2 separate regions of the Homo sapiens genome follow, and region 2 is linked to region 1. The links are chromatin loops, found by intact Hi-C in ENCODE. Cell type or tissue: endothelial cell of umbilical vein. All regions are shown on one strand. Links, peaks and the distances in the headings refer to the core of each region. The heading gives the core; the rest is flanking DNA.

Region 1 (9,500 bases), core at 633-8,632:
ACAGTCAGTAGTATAAATGCTGTGGAGAGGTGTACAAGATAAAGTCTCCAAAGCACAGGCCACATTTAGAGAGATGCAGGTCACCATGGCAAGGACCAACTTCAGTGAGGGGGCTGGGGGCAAAAGCCAGAAGATTGGTTAAAGAATGAGCAAGAATGGGTAATAGGAGTTACAGAGAGCAGGTAATTTGTTCAAGAAGTTGCCTGTCAATGGCTGGTGTGGGGTGACAAAAAAAAAAAAAAAGCCCTAATGGGTGGGGCATGATTTCAAGGGAGACATTTGCAGAGATAAGAGAGCTAGGCATGTTTTTTGCTGATGGGAACTAATAAGGAGATAGAATGGGGCAGGCTGAAGACACAGGAGAGGGAGGAAGCATTGAAGAGGCTGAGATCCAGAGAAGGAAGACATTAACGGCAAGAATGAACCATTCTCTGCTCCCTCCATGAACTGTGCCTTTGTGAATGTCTTAAATTCCGCAATCTGAAGAATAGGTCAACTAAAGGGACAACGACAAAACCACTCAGCCTGCATCATCAGTGAGTGCCAACTATGAAACAGACATTCTCAGCGAGAAAACTGAGCACAAAGAAGAGCAGACAGATAGATCGATCCATCCATCTATCTGTCCATCTATCTATCCATCCATCCACCTCCTCAGCCACCCATCAATTCATCCATCCATTGATCCATCCATCTATTCATCTATCCATCTATGCACCCACCCATCCATCTACCCCCTCACCACCAACCCACCCATCCATCCACCCGTCCATCTATTTGCATATGAATGAAAATATGGTGAAACTAAGCAGCAGGAAGGACACAGACCTGGAGGGGTTAAAGACTGGAAGGATGAGTGAGGCTAACTAAGGTGTGAGTGCTGCTGGCTTCACTCTCTGTGGTCATTAACTTGCTAATGGAGTCCCTACCTCCATTAGCTGGGCGATCAGCAAGCCAGATCAATGGGACCATGGATCTACTGCTCTAGAGGTTTCCTTAGAGCCAAAGTCCAGCTGTCTAGACTTGTGATCTGCCCTTGGGTCAAATCTGTGAAGAATAGGCTATGTGGGGTGTCCGGAATTCAGTCAAGAGCTCTGATTTCTTGTTGAGTCATTGCTGTGTGATCTTAAGGATACCTGTGCACCTTCCTAGGTTTCTGTTTCCTCATTTGTAAAATGGGAGAAATTTGGGCAGGCAATAGATGATCCCCAAAGCCCTTTTCAGCTCTGAGGTTAAAAACTATTCTAACCCACTTAAAAACTGATCAAAGGACTTAAATAGACATTTCTCCAAAGAAGATATACAAAAGGCCAACAAGCATATGAAAAGATGTTCAACATGTTAGTCATTAGAGAAATGCAAATCAACACTTCAATGAAATACTACTTCACACCCACTAGGATGGGTATCAAAGAAATGAAAAATAGCAAGTGCTGACAAGGATGTGAAGAAACGGGAACCCTTGTATATTGATGGTAGAAATGTAAAATGGTACAGCCAGTGTGGAAAGCAGTTGAGTGACTCCCCAGAAAGTTAAACATAGAATTACCATATGGCCCAGCAATTTTACTTCTAGATATATACCCAAAAGAACTGAAATAAATTCAATTAATAAATACTTGTGCCCAAATAGTCACAGCAACACTATTCACAATAACCAATGGGTGAAAACTGGCCAAATGTCCACTGATGAACGAATAAACAAAATGCAGTACATCCATACAATGGAACAGTATTCAGTCGTAAAAAAGAAATGAAGCACCCATATATGCTACAATATGGATGAACCTCAAAAACATTGTGCTAAGTAAAGGAAGTCAGGTCACAAATTATATGGCTCCATTTAGTTGCCTTTTGTTTGTTGTTTGCTTGTTTGAGACAGGGTCTCACTATATTGCCCAGGTTGGCCTCAAACTCCTGGGCTCAAACCATCCTCCTGCCTTAGCCTCCTGAATAGCTAGGATTACAGGCATGTGCCATAGTGCACAGTAATTATATGGCTGCATTTATATAAAATATCCAGAATGGTTAAATCCATAGAGACAGAAAGCAGGTTGGTAGCTGAAAGGGGCTGGGGAGAAAAAGGAACAGGGAGTAACTTACTGGACACGGAGTTTTCTTTTCGGGTGATGAAAATGTTTTGGAATTGGATAAGGGTCGTGGTTGCACAATAATGTGAATATACTAAGTTCCACTAAATTGTGGGCTTTAAAATGATTAATTTTATGTTAATGTGAATTTTGCCTTAAATTTTTTTTTTTTTTTGAGACAGAGTCTGGCTCTGTCGCCCAGGCTGGAGTGCAGTTGCGCCTTCTCGGCTCACTGCAACCTCCACCTCCCAGGTTCAAGTGATTCTCCTGCCTCAGCCTCCTGAGTAGCTGGGATTATAGGGACATGGCATCATGCCCGGCTAGTTTTTGTATTTTTAGTAGAGACAGGGTTTCACCATGTTGGCCAGGCTGGTCTTGAACCCCTGACCTCAAGAGATGTGCCTGCCTCAGCCTCCCAAAGTGCTGGGATTACAGGTGTGAGCCACCAAGCCCAGACAATTTTTTTTTTTTTTTTAAAGAAAAAGAAGCTATTCTAGAATCTCTTCATGACAAAACAAAACCTATGCAACTCCTTCAAGTCCCTGTTTTGGAAGTAGCCTGGCCACTCCAGGCCACCTCTCCCTCTCTCACATCTGATTAATGGGTTTGGAGTTCACAACACCAGATATCACATTCCTTCCTTAATAACCAAGTCCAAAGGTCTCTCTGCCTTCCCTTTCCCCATTTCCATCTCAGGATATCTTTAACCTTTTTTGGAAGACGCCCTTCCCTAAGTGAGTGGAACGGAGACACTTCCGGAGCACCTATTTTGGGAATTAGCCCAGATTGTAGACAAACAACCACCATATAGGGAGACATTCGTGGGCGAAGGCATTCCATGGCCAGAGGTGAGAGGTGAGACCACAGAGCTTTGAGGAAATGGACACTTTAAATGTTGGCCAAGGCAGCCATCCAGGTTTCCTGTGGTCTGAGAAGTGGCGGGGAAGTTGATGTCCCAGCTTGGTGTAGCTGCACGGACATGGATATGGGAATCAGTCACACCCTCGCTTCTTATCAAACAGAGGGGACCCTTGAGCAAATTGGTTCATGACCAGAAGGTGCTATTTTCAGCTTCCTTTTGGAGTACAAACGTTAGGCTGGAAGGCAGGGAAAGTGGTGGAGGAATAAAAAAGAATAAACTGGAAATGGGGGAGATGGGGAGAGGGCTAAGCAGAAATGGTATGGCTAATTCAGTGGGTGACCTTCAACAAGTCCCTTCACTTCAAATTTAAGTCGACCTGGTTGGGTTAAACTAGAGAAAAGGAAGAAAATGTTAAATGCCAGTGCAGATGAGTTTGTGGTTAAACAGAAGCAGTCACGCAGTTCTGTTGATGCTGAAACTGCAGTAGGCCGTGTGAAGGGACCTGCTGCAGGTCTTATGAACTGAAGGGGGCCAGGGATCAGCGTAGTCACAGACCGTAACACTCATGAGGCGTAAAAGAGGATTTCAAGACAATATCATGTAGTAAAAGGCGTGCAAGTGTGAAAGTCTGGTAGGTCTGGGCTTGAACCACTGGTTTTATCTGTTAAAGATAAAACACTTGCACGCCTTTTACTACCTTACTTGCTCTATCTACAAAATGGGACACACATATATATACATACACACACATATATATATACATACATATATACACACATCACACAAACACACCCACACACTTATTAAGGTTGTGGATATGAGAATAATGCATGTGACCTGACTAGAACATAGTCAATTTTAAATAGAATAGTGTGCGTTATTTTCCTGGCTCAGCCCTTCACCTTCTCTCAAGGTGAATTTGTCCTAGACGCCAGTCAGACCGTGATGAGTCACATCCCTGGAGGGGCCACCCCCTTAGGCATATCAGAAATGTAGGATGAACAACATTTAGCCACCTTCCCTAGCAACCCTTCTGTACACACCAAGAGCCAAAAAAAAAAAAAAAAAAAAAAAAAAAAAAAAAATACCACAGCTTTCCTGTTCACTTTACTTCTGGGAATGTATCCAAAGGAAATTACTGGGGAAGAAATGAAAAAATCACATATATACAGATACTCCCTGACATAGGATTGTTTGACTTAGGATGTTTTGACTTTATGATGGATTTGTCAAGGCATAACCCCATCACAATTAGAGGAGCATCTGTAGCTGTTTCTTAAAAGGTTATTTATCATGCACAACAGAAATGTCTACTAAGAAGCCCAGGAAATATGGCTTGTTGATGCCATGAAATACTGTTAGGTTAGTGTAAAAGTAATTGTGGTTTTGCCATGGAAAGTAATGGTGAAAACTGCAATTACTTTTGCGCCAAACTAATATACATTTACAATGATCAATGTGATAACTGTAGAAAGATGAAAGCATGTAAATGTCAAGTTTTTAAAAGTTGGCCACAAAACTACATGTACACTAAGATATTAACTATCCAGCTTATAGCTAAAGAGTGCAAGGAGCTGTGGAGAAATGTAAACAGTTGATGCACTGGAGGAATAGCATTATGGGTACAGTATTTTTGGCATGATAAAACTGTTTAATAATAAATAATAAATATCTTTCCTATCTCTTTTAATGACATGAAGTAGATGATTTCTAAGACTTTATTCCTCCTGAGGACTCTATAGGTAATTTGCTTCTCTTTATTTCAACTTATGCTTCCTCCTCTGTAAGATTACCTGGTAGTTTTCTAGCCACAATTCTTAGATTTGTTATCTAGAGCCACATAACAAATGACCCCCAAATTTAGCAGCTTAAAACAAGCATCGGTTGTCTCATACAGTCTCAAGCATTGGGAATTGAGGGGAGGCTGAGCTCGGTGGTTCTGCTCAGGGTCTCTCACGAGGGTGCTGTCAAGCTCTTGGCTGGGGCTGCAGTCATTTGAAGGCTCAACTGGGGCTGGAGAGTCCATTTTCAAGCTCACCACATACTGGCAGAAGTCCTCAGTTCCTTGTCATGGGGTATCTCCTTAGAGCTGCTCACAGCGTGGCAGCTGGCTTCCCTCAAAGTGAATGGCTTGAGAGAGAGCCCAAGACCAAAGCTGAAGTCTTCTATAACCTAATCTTGGAAGTCACATCCCAGCAGATAGTGAGTTATTGTTACTGCTACTGCTATGTTGCAACAGCATCCATTTTGAATATAAGCTGAACTTTCTTTTTTTTTTTTTTTTTGAGACGGAGTCTTGCTCTGTCGCCCAGGCTGGATGGAGTGCAGTAGCTCAATCTTGGCTCGCTGCAAGCTCCGCCTCCTGGGTTCACACCATTCGCCTGCCTCAGCCTCCCAAGTAGCTGGGACTACAGGTGCCACTGAAATTTCTTATACCAGAAGTAGGGTTTGGTCACCCTCAACACACTTTCCAGTTCTCTACCCTCCAGTTCCTCAATGTGGTCATTCCAGATACCTGCCTTACCAACCACCTCCTGGTGAACACCTCCCCATGGACAGCCGGATACAACCTACTTGATGCACCCCACTGATTCCCATACCCCACATGGAGAGCACAGATATGCTGCAGTGACTACCCTCTCAATCACAGTATAACTCCATGAAAACTGCCTGTTTCCTCTAAACCCACCAATTAGAACTTCCCAGGAGGAAACCTGCTTGGGTAATGCCCTGGATCCAATAATAGCTAGGGCCCACAGACCCAAGTGGGTGGGTGGGGAGCCTTATAGCTCTCTCTTACTCCCCACCCACTGTTTGAAAGCATTATTCTGGATGGCTTCCTGCTTCCCATTGGCCCTGCGAGGCATGCTGCCTTCTTCTCTCTGGGATCTGTGAGTAATAAACTGCTTCTGTCATTTCATGTGTTTTGCTATGTCATCTCCTCTAAGTCTCATCCAACTAACACACCCAAACCCAGCTTCTTTCCATCAGGGATCTTCCAGAGAATGGATGTCTTGGTAGGAATAAACTGGACAGAGGTCAGACAAGAGCCACAAGGGTGTCTGCCAGTGTAAACAAATTTTCAGGGAGAGGGACACCTGGTCATGGGTCTAGCACTTAGGCATTAGGTTGTCTGCCAGAATAGAGACATATCCCATGGAAGGCACACTATAAATATCCATGGCCAGATCCCTGAAGCCACATCACAGCAGGGGTAGAGTTTACAGCCACTCTCATGAGAGGGACCTCAAGACCTAACAGAGGAAAACACAACACACACTTCTACCATGTGCTATTGGTCACAGAGAACACTCCTGGAACAATACAGATAGGGGATTACACAGCTGTGAGCACCAGAAGGTGGGGGTCACTGGAGGCCGTGTGTGGGCTGCCACGTCACACCACAAAGTCATACTTCTATCCTGCATGAATGGCAGCTTGTTCCTCTACTCCTCCCATAGACTGGTGGCCTGTTGGACATCACATTATCCACCACACTGTACTAAGTAGGTGCCCAAGAGAGCCTTATTGATCAAGTGTATGTTTTTCTGCATGCATTCAAGGCATGTGAGTATTAGAGACAGTGTCTAGAATGTGTCTGCCTCACCAGATGCACCCCATGAAAAGGCAGATACACTGCTGTCCCCGCTTCTTACTCAATGTACCCAAGGTTATTAGCTGATCCATAGGAGAGCTTAGATTCAAACCCAGGTGGATCTGTTTGACTCTTAAGCCCATGCTTTTCCCACTCTACAGGGCTAGTTTCCAGATAAAACCCTCCCTCTTTCAGGCAGGAATTAGGAGCTGTCTGTTAGCTCTCACTGATTCCTACGTGCCTGACTACCACTCTACCTATTGCCCATTATGTGCTGGTAAATGTTTAACAACCAGCTCTCTGGGGAAAAAGAAGTCCTGGTCTGTAGCACTTGCTGATTGCCATGGTGTAAATATTCCCACCATGGCCACTTGCAAACTACCAACCTGATGTCCTTGATCAGAGAGTTGGAAAGAGAGACATGATCTGCCATTGTAAGCCCATAAGAGCCACCTCCAGCCCACCACTGTCCACTCTGGAAGTATATGAAACTTCTGGAAAAAGACATAGAACGATCCCCAAACCCATTCTGAACTGTTAACATGTTTTTGCCTCTCTAGTTGTTGCTGCTCTGCCTCGTCCCGTGTTAGCCATCTGGTCCATGACGTGCACACAGAATTTGAAGCCTACCGTCAACCTGTCCCCCACCCCCACCAAGCCTAGTTCAACTCTACAGCTCTGGCCCAGGGCTTGTGTATATGGGGCTTAGAAATACAGACCTATTCCTCAACCCCTCTCATAGTCTGCCCTAGATGAGACCTCCTGTATCCCAGCGACCCCCCACCTGACTCCTTTTATATTGCCAGCTGCCTAAAACTCAGTGGGGGTGGCTAAGGCTCTACCTAGACCACCATCACCAAGCCTTCATTTGTGGGAGGTTGAGGAGGCATACATTATTAGACATCCTAGTATCAGGGCAGTCAAGAGCACACACATCACACACAGATGCACTCCAGAAGAATGTACGAAGCTGACTGTGCTTCACCACTGTGTGAATCATATCATCTGACCCACAAAATTCCCCGACCCCACAGGAACATGGGGTTGGGATTTAGGAGTAGCTTTTTCACCCTATTCAACTCACCTCCCTCTAGCTCCTTAATTTACACAAGCCTCCTCATATTGCTACTGGGGACAACTTCACCAGGCCACCCACTGCAGACATTGAATGAGCCCCATCTCCCTTCTCTTTACCCTCTATCCTCATTGCCCTAGGTCCTTCCTCTGAACCTCTGGTCACTCTTAGTGCCATCTGGTTTCAGGCTCAAGGAAGAACCCCCAGGACCTGCTGGTGGAACACTGAAAGAAACCCAGACTTTGTGAGATGTCTGCAGGGGCCTCCTATGAGTGTCATGTGCTCTTTGACTGCAAGAGTCTGTGAGTCCATTTTCTGGGTCATGTTCCTGAATGTCCCATCTTAGCTGTGCAACAGATCTCGACAAGTGGGTGGAGTTGGGGGAAGCCAGCCAGCACCCAACCCACCACTCACAACCTGGGCAGATTCTTCTGCATCCCAGCAGCTCCCAAGAATGCTTATCTCCTTCTGAGACCTAACAGAAGGATGATGAAGCTCACCTTGAAGGCACAGTCCAGTTTCCTACTTGAGGAAAAATCCTGAATCATTTTGTATCTTGAGTTTTCATGTTCTGTTTTTTTCCTGCCGCTTTTTCTTTTCCCTCTAAGCTTTATGAAAAGAATTTCTCTTGTAGAAATTCTTATAAGGAAATGAAGAGGTTATTGACTTCAAGATAAAGCTTACTGGAAGCCCTTTGATATTTCATTTAGGAAACCCTTCACTGTCTGATATTCTAGACCTCTGAAAACTCTATTGTGGGAAGACTTGTTGGACCTTGGAATAAGTCAGCTTCCCTAAGGATGGTTGCTTCCCCCACAGTCTCTTTTCAGACAACGTCATCCACTCATGCCCTTGTCATCTTGGAGAGGATTGTCATTGTTCTCCTTATCTGCAATTTTATGTAAAACTCTCAGGAGTGGAAGTGAGTGCCCACAGGGTGAGCATCCCAGGACATCCGCAAGCAGAGTTTTGGAAACAACAGTCTAAACAAATTAGAGCATCATCGTCTAGACTTAGGCAGGCTTAGGGAAACTGACCAAGCCTGAGCAGAGGATAGAGGACAGACTAGTGGAGGAAGGCGGATGTCCTGGGGAGGGTGAGACAGACAAGAGGGTGGAGGGGGAATAACCAAGGTGGGAAGTCCACGTCCCTAGCCAGAGCCCAGATGGACTCCTTGCTATTTTAAAATGTGCCTGGGATCTTGTTATAATGATGGTTAGTTGACAGATGTGGAGATGACGGCCTTGCAAGGAGAGTTCAATATTTCTATTTCTATTTCCTAAGAGGAAGGGATCCGCCACACCATGCAGGGCCATGTCAGGAAGCACCAGTGCTGGTCAGGAGGCAGGAGGAGCGAGGGGCAAGCATGACCAGACCCTGAATCGTGGCTTTTGTGGAAAGGAATGGTCCAAACATGGTAAATATTCTAAGTAAGCTGAGGACTGAATGGTTGGAATAATTTCAGTGGGCTCTGATCTACGGGTGTGATCCCCAGTTGTCTAGTATCTGGCCCTGAGATGATTTAGGGTACCGGGAATATTGGCTTGGTATGTAAGGGTCTGGTAAAAGAGATGGTTGGGTTGTGGGCTCTGGACTGGTTGTTTGTATATCAAAGGTGTGCTGGCAGGCAAGTTGTCTGTTATCTCCAGGAATTAGCTAAACCTGGAAGGGGCAGACTCTCCCAGATCTGCAAGGCCCCAAGACATCAACGCATCATAAAATACAGAAAATAACAAGCAAGATTAATGCACTCATCCTGGCAGAAGCCAGGCTGATCTGAGGCTTCTGGACTCAGGCAGACTGGGGTTCGAATACTGGCTCTTCTCTCATCGGTTGGCGTGACCGCAGGAAGCTACTGAATCTCTGTGAGGATCAGCT
Region 2 (9,500 bases), core at 1-8,000, 61 kb after region 1:
GCTGAGAGACGGTCGGAGGTGTGGGGCACTGGTGAGAGACGGTCGGAGATGTGGGGTCCTGGGGCTCACACCCGGCAAGGTGAGAGGGTGTTTGGGTTTTATTGTGGGTGCAGTGGAAACCAGAGGATGGCATACCTTCTTAAAAATTTCTCTGGACAGTGGTTGCCAAGGGGTTGGGGGTTGGGAGGACTTTGACCACAAATGGGACACGCAGGCCACGAGGGTGACGCACTGCTCCAGGGGGCCAGAGCCGTGGTTCTGCACCTGTCAAAACCCACGTAACTAAACACCACAGAAAGTGAACTGTACTGTTGTGCAATGTTTTCTAAGTTCTTTAATTGAAAAGGCCCTTCCAGCAGCTGTATGAAGGTGTGGCCGAAGTGTGGGAGGCAAAGGAGGGGAAGTGAGAAACCGGCCAGAGTCCCAGAGGAGACCCCTGGTCAGAGTGTCTGGGTGAGGTGGGTGATGGCCGTGGGGAGGGGGCTATGAGCTCAGGTCCTCTGGGAGCCTCTGAGGAGCCTCAGTTTCCTCATCAGGGACACTGTGCAGCAATTTCCACTCAGGAGCTGTCCATGTGGTCTGGGGATGGTGCCTATAACCTGCCTGGCAGGGCCTGGCTGGAGCAGGTGCTCAGCCCTTAGGAGCTGGATGATTGACCTTTTTCCAGAGGGTGGCTGTGGCTGGCCTCAGGGTGCCTGGAGGTGAGCCATCCACCCACGGAGCAGGGAGGGGGCCACCTTCAGAAAACAGACCTGAAGGGGAACTGTTCAACAGTGAAGGACACCTGGCTGGAGGCCCTTGGCCTACAGATCAAGTGACGTCACCCCAAGCCGAGGAATGTGACCCAGAATGTTGTGTACTTAGAGGGCTTCTCTCTCCCAGGGAGGTCTGAGCATTTTTATGGGGGCCAAATCAGGATCTGGCTGAAGCACCAGCCTTGGGAGGGGGAAGGTGCAGGGCGGGCAGCTCCCAGGGAAAGGTGTTGGCTCAGGACTGGAGCTCCAGGCTGCAGACCAGGGCACTGGGGTCAGAAGGACTGGATTCCTGCTTCAACATGGCCACGCATTACCTGGGCGGCCCTGGGAAGGTCACTCGCCTCTGCCTGTTTATAAGGTCAGATGAGTAGAACATGGGAACGTCCCTTGGTGCACTATGAAATACTCTCCCAACACAGGGATGGACAGGATGGTGATGCTCACGGTGACATTTGGCACCTTGAGTGGGTAGAAACTCCACTGCCCCTGGGTCAGTGTCCTTCCAGACTCAGTGAGCTGTGTTTGAACCTGAGAGTGGAGATCAAAAGACAAAAGGGATATTGCTGGTAGGAATGTGCAGCAGCCACTGAGTAAACAGTCCAGCCACTCCTCAAAAAGTTAAGCATAGAGTTAACCACGTGACCCAGCAATTCTCTGGGTCTTCCCAAAAGAATGGAAAACAGACTCAGGCAAACACTTGTACGTGATTGTCCCTAGCAGCATTAGCCACATAGTCAAGAGATGGGAATAGCCTGAATGTACATCAGCTAGTGAATGGATAAACAAAACATGGTATATTTAGATAGCCTTAAAGAAGAATAAAGTACCTACGCATGGTGCGATATGGATTGTGTTAGTCTGTTTGCATATAAATACCTGGCCGGGCACGGTGGCTCTTGCCTGTAATCCTAACACTTTGGGAAGCCGAGGCCGGTGGATTGCCTGAGCTCAGGAGTTCAAGACCAGCCTGGTCAACACAGGGAAACCCTGTCTCTACTAAAATACAAAAAAATTAGCCAGGTGTGATGGTATGCACCTCTAGTCCCAGCTACTCAGGAGGCTGAGGCAGAAGAGTTGCTTATACCTGGGAGGCAGAGGTTGCAGTGAGCTGAGATTGCACCACTGGAATCCAAACTGGGAGACAGATCAAGTCTCCGTCTCAAAAAAAAAAAGAAAGAAATACCTGATACGGGGTAACTCATAAAGACAAGAGGTTTGCTTGGCTCACAGTTCTGCAGACTGTACAGGAAGCACAGTGCTGGCATCTGCTTCTGGTGAGGGCTCAGGAAGCTTCTGATTGTGGTGGAAGGCAACTGGAAGGTGGCGTGTCATGTGGTAAGACAGGAAGCAAGAGAGAGAGGGAGGAGGTGCCAGGATCTTTTAAACAACCAGCTTTTGAGGGAGCTCATCGTGTAAGAACTCATTACTGTGAGGACAGCACCAAGCCATTCCTGAGGGATCCACCCCCATGACCCAGTCATCTCCCCCTCAGCCCACCTCTAACACCAGAGGTCACATTTCAACATGAGATTGGAAGGGGACAAATATCCAAACCATATCACGGATGAGCCTCAAAAGCGTTTTGCTAAGTGAAAGAAGTCAGACACAAAAGTTCACATATTGTAAGGTTTCATTTATACGAAATGTCCAGAACAGGCAAATCCATAGAAACAGAAAGTCAGCTGGTGGTGGCCAGGGGCTGGGGGTAGGAGGGGGTTCTGGGAGCAACTGCTTAGTGGGCAATGTGGTCCTCTCTGGGGGTGATGAAATGCTTTGGAACTAGATAGAAGGAATAGTTGTACCATATTGTGAATGTACTAAATGCCAATCAGTTATACACTTTAAAATGGGGAATTTTATGTTATGTGAGTTTCGCCTTGATTTTTTCAAAAGGGAGGAAAAGAAGGGGTGCTTGTGGCCACTGCCAAGAAGAGAGGAGTAATCCAGTGAGGACTGGGCTTTACGCAGATTCCCACCTGGCCATCCCAGTAGCCCTGTGATGGACCTGTTCATATTAATACTTCCATTCTACTGGTGAGGAGCCTGGGGCTCCTGCCCAGGCTTGTGTGGGTTGTGAGTGGCGGCGCTGGGCTTGAAGGCGAGGTCCGTGGCTGTCTTGTGCAGTCCTTGCCGCAGGCCTGCCGCTCTGCTGCTTGCCTTGTAGCAATCGTCTCATCTAATTTTCACAAGCCGTGCAGCAGGTGCTGTCTCTGTGTTATAAAGGGCATGGGTGGACCGGGGGGTTACAGCCACCCTGGTGACAAGTGATCAGAGGACAGGAGGTCCCTGGCCCAGGGCCTTGAAGGAAGACAAGTCATGGGTCACTTGGGAAGGCACAGACCGACAGTAAGAGGCTGTGACAAAGCGGCTCAGAGGGAACGCGGGCTTCGGGAGCAGGCACATCGTGCGGGGCTGGAGAGCAATGGGACTGGGTCTGCAGCGCTGTGAGGAAGGGAGTCCAGGGGAGGAACAGCACACGCCAAGCACAGTGTGAGCCAAGAACAGGGCCCCAGGGGACTGGAGGCCTGGTCAGGTGAAGGAGCTGATTGGTAGACAGGCGGACCAGGTGGACATGGCTAGATCATGGAGGGCTCCTGCCAGGTGCCAACCCCCACTCCTGTGTCTTCTCGGAGGCAAAGGCCCCTTGTGCCACCTCTGGTGGCCAATAGGCTGGAACCTGAACTTGGGATATGGAGGGCAGATAAGGGTGGGGAGGGCTATTCTATGGGCAGGCCGAGCGGGCAGCCTGGGACTCTGGCTCAGCTGTCAGTCCCAGAAGAGGGGTCTGAGGAATTCCAGGAAGCGAGGGGAGGAACCAGCCCCACTGCCCCTGCCTCAGAATCCCCCAGGCGGACGTCCCAGCACCAGGAAGTGAGTAACTGCCTCTCCAGACCTGCAGACGACAGCCCCGCTGCCAAGGATAGAATTAGGAAGAGTGGCCAGGCCGACTGCCAGGCTGAGGGCTACTTCCCGCCAAACCTGGGAACCCACCGTCACCTCCCAGGGCAGCAGAGGGATAGACGGACAGAGGAAGGACTGGCCTCTTCTTCACCTTGCCCCCACCTCAGGTCCCTCTCCATCTCACTTCTGGAGGTTTTTGCACCAGGAATAGCCAGGACTTTGCTTGCTTTAAGCGTTTATTTCTTCCAAACGCATTTCATAAACCCTTCAGAGGACTTTGCATATTTTCTTAACACTAAGGACCTCTATTTATAAGACACCAGCTTTCAAGGGAAAGAATAATTGCAGATTAAATCTACCCACTTCAATTTCTTAAGTGTTAGAGTGGAGAAAAGTCTCTGAGTTGGGGAAGTCCCTGCCAAGCCCTGGGTGAGGAACTGGGCATTCCCTCTCTCCCTTGTTTGCCCAGCAACCCCCAGAGGTGGAGGGTAGGGCTCACTTCTCCAGAGTCTCGTCACTCCAAGTCTCTCTGCTGGAAGCAGTGGTGCCCGGTTCAGAGACACTCAAAGTGAGTCCAAGGCGTTCCATCCAGAGGCCACGCTTTCCATTCAAACCAGGACTTGCTTCAAAGGCAGAAAGAAGGCAGCGGCGTTCTAACAGATACCAAGGCAAGAGACCCGGTCACATCCTTCCTTACTGGTGTTGTTTCCCTACATTGGCCAACCACACCCACCGAAAAGGGGAGGGCAGGGCCCCAGAGTTCCTGCTCCTTTGAGTCCCCCCACTCCCTGTGAGAGGAAGGTAGAGAGTGCTGATGAAACGTGCACATACCAAGAAGTGAAAGGAAAACAGATGAGCTTGTTTTCTGCAGTGTTTCTGCAAGCTGTGAAATAGGCACAATTCTGGTGGTTTTAAATAAGAGCTAAATGCACTGGTTTTTGTGCTTATAACTGGCATTGAGTGATATCAAGGTGAATGGTAAATGCATGCTAATAATTTAACGTTTTAATTTTTCTATACTCTCAAGGTGAATGGTAAATGCATGCTAATAATTTAACGTTTTAATTTTTCTATACTTAGAACAACATTAAACAGCAAATTTTAAAAACACCATGACAGGCCAGGAGCAGTGGCTCACTCCTGCAATCCCAGCATTTTGGGAGGCTGAAGGCAGGGAGATCACTTGAGGTCAGGAGTTTGAGACCAGCCTGGCCAACAGGGTGAAACCTCATCTCTACCAAAAATACAAAAATTAGCTGGGCATGGTGGCACACACTTGTAATTCCAGCTACTCGGGAGGCTGAGGCAAGAGATTTGCTTGAACCCGGGAGGTGGAGGTTACAGTGAGCCAAGATCACACCACACCACTGCCCTCCAGCCTGGGGGAGCAACAGAGTGAGACTTGGTCTCAAAATAACAAAACAACAACAACAACAAAAAAGAACACTTGTCATGACAAGTCAAAAGAGAGACCACAGAAGAAAGGAAAAAGCCTTATGGCTTAATACCTTTACCAACACTTCTTTCCTGCTTTTTGAGGAATGGGCCCATTTTTCACTTTGTACGGAGTCCCACAAATTCTGTAGTTGGCCTGCCTGTCATACGTTTCCGTGAATGCTAAGGAAAGGATGGTGGCTGGAGGCGGAGCTGTGCAAGAAGAAACAGCAATACAAAAGGGGGAAATTCGGCCGGGCGCAGTGGCTCACGCCTGTAATCCCAGCACTTCGGGAGGCTGAGGAGGGCGGATCACGAGGTCAGGAGATCGAGACCATCCCGGCTACCACGGAGAAACCCCGTCTCTACTAAAAATACAAAAAATTAGCTGGGCATGGTGGCGGGCACCTGTAGTCCCAGCTACTCGGGAGGCTGAGGCAGGAGAATCGCTTGAACCCGGGAGGCGGAGCTTGCAGTGAGCCGAGATCGTGTCACCGCACTCCAGCCTGGGGGACAGAGCGAGACTCCGTCTCAAAAAAAAATAAAGGGGGGGGCGGAATTCCGCTTACAACAACAGCATACATAATATGATCCTGTTCATGTAAAGTGGGATATATTGAAGTACGGACATATATAACACTATATAATGAATATATGTAAACACACAGAAACATGGCATCAAATTCTTTTTTTTTTTTTTTTTTTAATTTGAGACACAGTTTCATTCTGTCACTCAGGCTGAAGTGCAGTGGCGCAATCTCGGCTCACTGCAACATCCGCCTCCTGGGTTCAAGGGATTCTTCTGCCTCAGCCTCCCAAGTAGCTGGGATTACAGGCTCCTGCCACCACACCTGGCTAATTTTGTATTTTTTAGTAGAGACAGGGTTTTACCATGTTGGCCAGGCTGGTCTCAAACCCCTGACCTCAAGTGATCCACCCGCCTGGACTTCCAAAGTGCTGGGACTACAGGCGTGAGCCACCGCGCCCAGCTGGCATCAAATTCTTAATCATCTCCAAGCTGTACACTTTTCAGTTGATTTTCACTTTTTATCATACACATTAAGTTCAAATAATAGAGAAACAATACATCCATATTATGTATATGATCAGCTGTTTTTTTTTGTTTTTTTTGTTTTTTGAGACAGAGTCTCACTCTGTTGCCCAGGCGAGACTGCAGTGGTGCAATTTCGGCTTACTGCAACCTCCACCTCCCAGGTTCAAGTGATTCTCCTGCCTCAGCCTCCTGAGTAACTGGCATTACAGATGTGTGCCACCATGCCTGGCTCATTTTTGTATTTTTTAGTAGAGACGGGGTTTTGCTATGTTGGCCAGGCTGATCTCGAACTCCTGACCTCAGATGATCCGCCTGCCTCGGCCTCCCAAAGTGCTGGGATTACAGGCGCGAGCCACTGCACCCAGCCATGACCAGCTTTTTTAAAAAGCTGCATTTTCATTTGGGGAAGGGGAAGACATGCCGATGGAGTCAGACTTGGACTCAGCTCTTGGCTCTGCTGTTTCCACTGTGCAGGATTTAGGCCAAGTTAAGTAACTCCTCTCAGCCTCTGATTCTCCATCTGTAAAATGGGGATACTGACTGGTAACCATCTCATCAGGCTGTTGTGAAGGGTCGTGTGCTTACGTAGGGCCTGCTACAGAGATCACTTGGCAGCGAGTCGCCATGCGGGGCTAGGGCTGGGGGGCTCATGCCTGTGCCAGAGGACAGTGCCCCCACAGGCTGTGCAGGAGGCCTCTGGGAAGGGAGGCCAGAGGCAGAGAAGGCAGGCCAGAGATGGCACGCATGGGCACATGGGCTGGGAGGCGCATTGGGGACGCAGAGGCTCTCTAGAGTTCTTAGCTGTGAGTGTTAGTGCCAATCAGGCAAAACTACAGGCTCTGCATGGGTTTTGCCATGAACCCAAATCAGCACTTATCCTCTGACCCTGCTTTCCAGTTTCCCTGCTGGTCTGTCTGACCTGTGTGTAACTGGTCAGCCTTTTGCAGGGCGGCTGCTGATTCACAGAGGACCAGGGAGTGCCTTTCTGGTCAGCACTGTGGCATTCTGGACAAAAGCACAGCCCGCTCCTGGAGGCCGACGAATAGAATAATGGCCTTCCCGGGAGGACCTGTGCCTTACACACAGACATGTGGAGAGAAAGATCTGGAACATTGGGGTGGAGGGTGGACTTTCATAAACAAACATGTACACACATGTCTACAGCCCGCTTTTATGCTGTTCTGTTTGGCCTGGTCTTTCCTTCATCCCAGTAAGGTTGGATCTGGGCACTTTTCCCTATAGACTGCTTGTACTCCTTGCAGAGGGCACCTCCTATGTGCCGGGTGATAAATAGCAATAAGTAAGACGGGGTCCTTGCCTCGTGGTGTTCTCAGACCACCAAGAACAGTTCCGGGGTGTGTTAGAAAACAGGCATGCAAGAGGTGCGGACAAGACCAGGGGCTTCAGGAAAGGCCCCCAGGCAGCCTCCCAAGAGAAGAGCAGGCTTGATTCAAGCGAGGGCGAGAAAGGGCATTTCAGGCAGAGATTGCCACATCAAAGGCCCCGGGTCAAGTGCAATCCTGCCCCACTCAGGAGTGCGAGGGGGGTCTGTGGGGCTAAAGTACAGAGGGCTGGCCGTGGCTGGGGAGGCTGCAGTGGCCGGGGAGGAGACAGCAGGAGGAACAGCTTCTTATCGTGCCATGTGAAAGAGCCCTGCTTAGTGGGGCAGGGTTTTGCCAAAATAACTGGATCCCTCCTGTGGTCCTTGCTGAACGCAGTTGGGCTGACTCGAACCTGGAGGCTTTACAGGGCTGAGCCACCCCCTGCAGACCCCAGCCAAGGAGACTGAGTGGTGAGGAGTGTGATGAGGCTGCCGCTGCAGGGACTTTGCAGGGGCGTTGAGACAAACCTTCTCATAGCAAAAATGCAGTACAAAAGTGTGCCACTCCAGACATAAACTGGGTGCTACTGAGTCCTCAAGGAACACTTTGAAATCCTCCGCCTGGCTCTGCCCATAGGCAGGGGACTGGCCTCAGGGTAAACTCCTCCGAGGCACGGGGATGTCTGAGGCATGGGGATGACTGATTCATTCACTTCTGCTTGACAATGCACTGCCTGGCTATGTGGGTATCTGATAAATGAGTGTGTGGGTGGATGGATGGAGGGAGGGAGGGAGGGAGGCAGTGAGAGAGGGAGGGATGGACTGATGGATGGACAGACAGACGGATGGATGGATGGACGGATGGACGGACAGATGGATGGATGGATGGATGGTTGGATGGATAGACGGATGGACAGACAGACAGGCGAATAAGTAAATGAATGGTTGGATAGGTGGATAGGCAGGTGGGCGGATGTGTGGGTAGATACCAGTGTAGATGAATGGAAGAGTGTGTAATTGTTTTATAAGATTAAAATATTCTTTTGATGGCAGGACACAACACAGTGACACTCAGATAAATGAAAGGTAGAACTTTTGTTTCTTACAGCTCCAAATGAGAGGCTGTCAGGCTGGGCCACACAGGATGTGCAACTGGGGACAGGGTCCAAGCAAGCTGGAGCTATAGGCGGCAGCTATGTGTGGCACGTAGGGTGGTGTTAACGAGGTTTCCTTGGCTCCCTATGGATTGGCTAACTTAAATAAGTTTGTGAGTTCCAGATGATGGGAGCTGTCCATTATTGTTTGGTACCTGGCTCCAAGGCCATCAGGGCAGGTGGCTAGTGGCCCAGAGTGTGAGAACCTGGTAAGAGAAAGGGCCAGAATGTGAACTTAATCAGCTGCTCATGAACTGGCTGGCCTCCAGCCAGGACCTCAAAACTGGTTTAAAGTAGCCTTTTTAAAAAACTATATGACAGAGATGGATGGAGATGTGTGCAGATGGACAGATGTCTTTTAGAGATTTCTGTCAATGATATTTACAGAAGCATCAACATTGGATTCAGATCCTTGAGGATTTTCAACTCATAGATACAGAGCTCTACAATATCTAAGTTGGAAGAGACTTCAGAGGGTCTCTGGACGCTCATGCAGGTCTCAATATGTTGTGGATCTCAGAGCTCTTCAATATTTTAGTGAAAGCTATAGATGAGGCTCCATAGGGGATAAAGCACAGACACACCTTTTCAGAGGGCTTGTGGACTCTGGGCAGCCTGTCCATAGACCTCTGTCCCCAACTGGCAAGTCAGGAAACTCCAGATTAAGGAGCCCCAATGTGGTTGAACAGCCAGGTGCACAGATGAGTCAACCACACAGCCAGGCCAGGGAGGGCCTTCACTCAAGAGCCTACAGCCAGTTCACAGCCAAGCCAGGGCTAGCGCCCAGGCCACCCATAAACTGATCTGAGACTCTGTTTCCCTGTCTCCATGATGATGGGATCAGGCTTGATTGCTGGTTTGTAGGCTTGTTATGAATCAAG

What was found. Hi-C counts contacts between places; a loop is a spot of excess contacts. Peaks named below come from ENCODE experiments on the same cell type or tissue, not always from the same donor. Only the 100,000 strongest peaks of a DNase experiment are listed, where the experiment ranks them.
Region 2: it touches region 1 in a loop (6-fold over the local background); 4 of 110 quality-filtered maps call a loop at or near these places.

The regions. Positions count from the first base shown.
Region 1 is chr14:96,132,552-96,142,051 of GRCh38, forward strand. No RefSeq gene overlaps it. Among named protein-coding and RNA genes, the nearest start is that of BDKRB2, 68 kb to the right of the region's middle. In endothelial cell of umbilical vein, for the core only: no CTCF peak of the experiment used is centred there; DNase peaks (open chromatin) are centred at 2,880 and 3,940.
Region 2 is chr14:96,194,512-96,204,011 of GRCh38, forward strand. No RefSeq gene overlaps it. Among named protein-coding and RNA genes, the nearest start is that of BDKRB2, 5.6 kb to the right of the region's middle. RefSeq lists enhancers at 1-254, 255-862, 313-432, 863-1,470, 3,261-3,867. In endothelial cell of umbilical vein, for the core only: no CTCF peak of the experiment used is centred there; no DNase peak of the experiment used is centred there.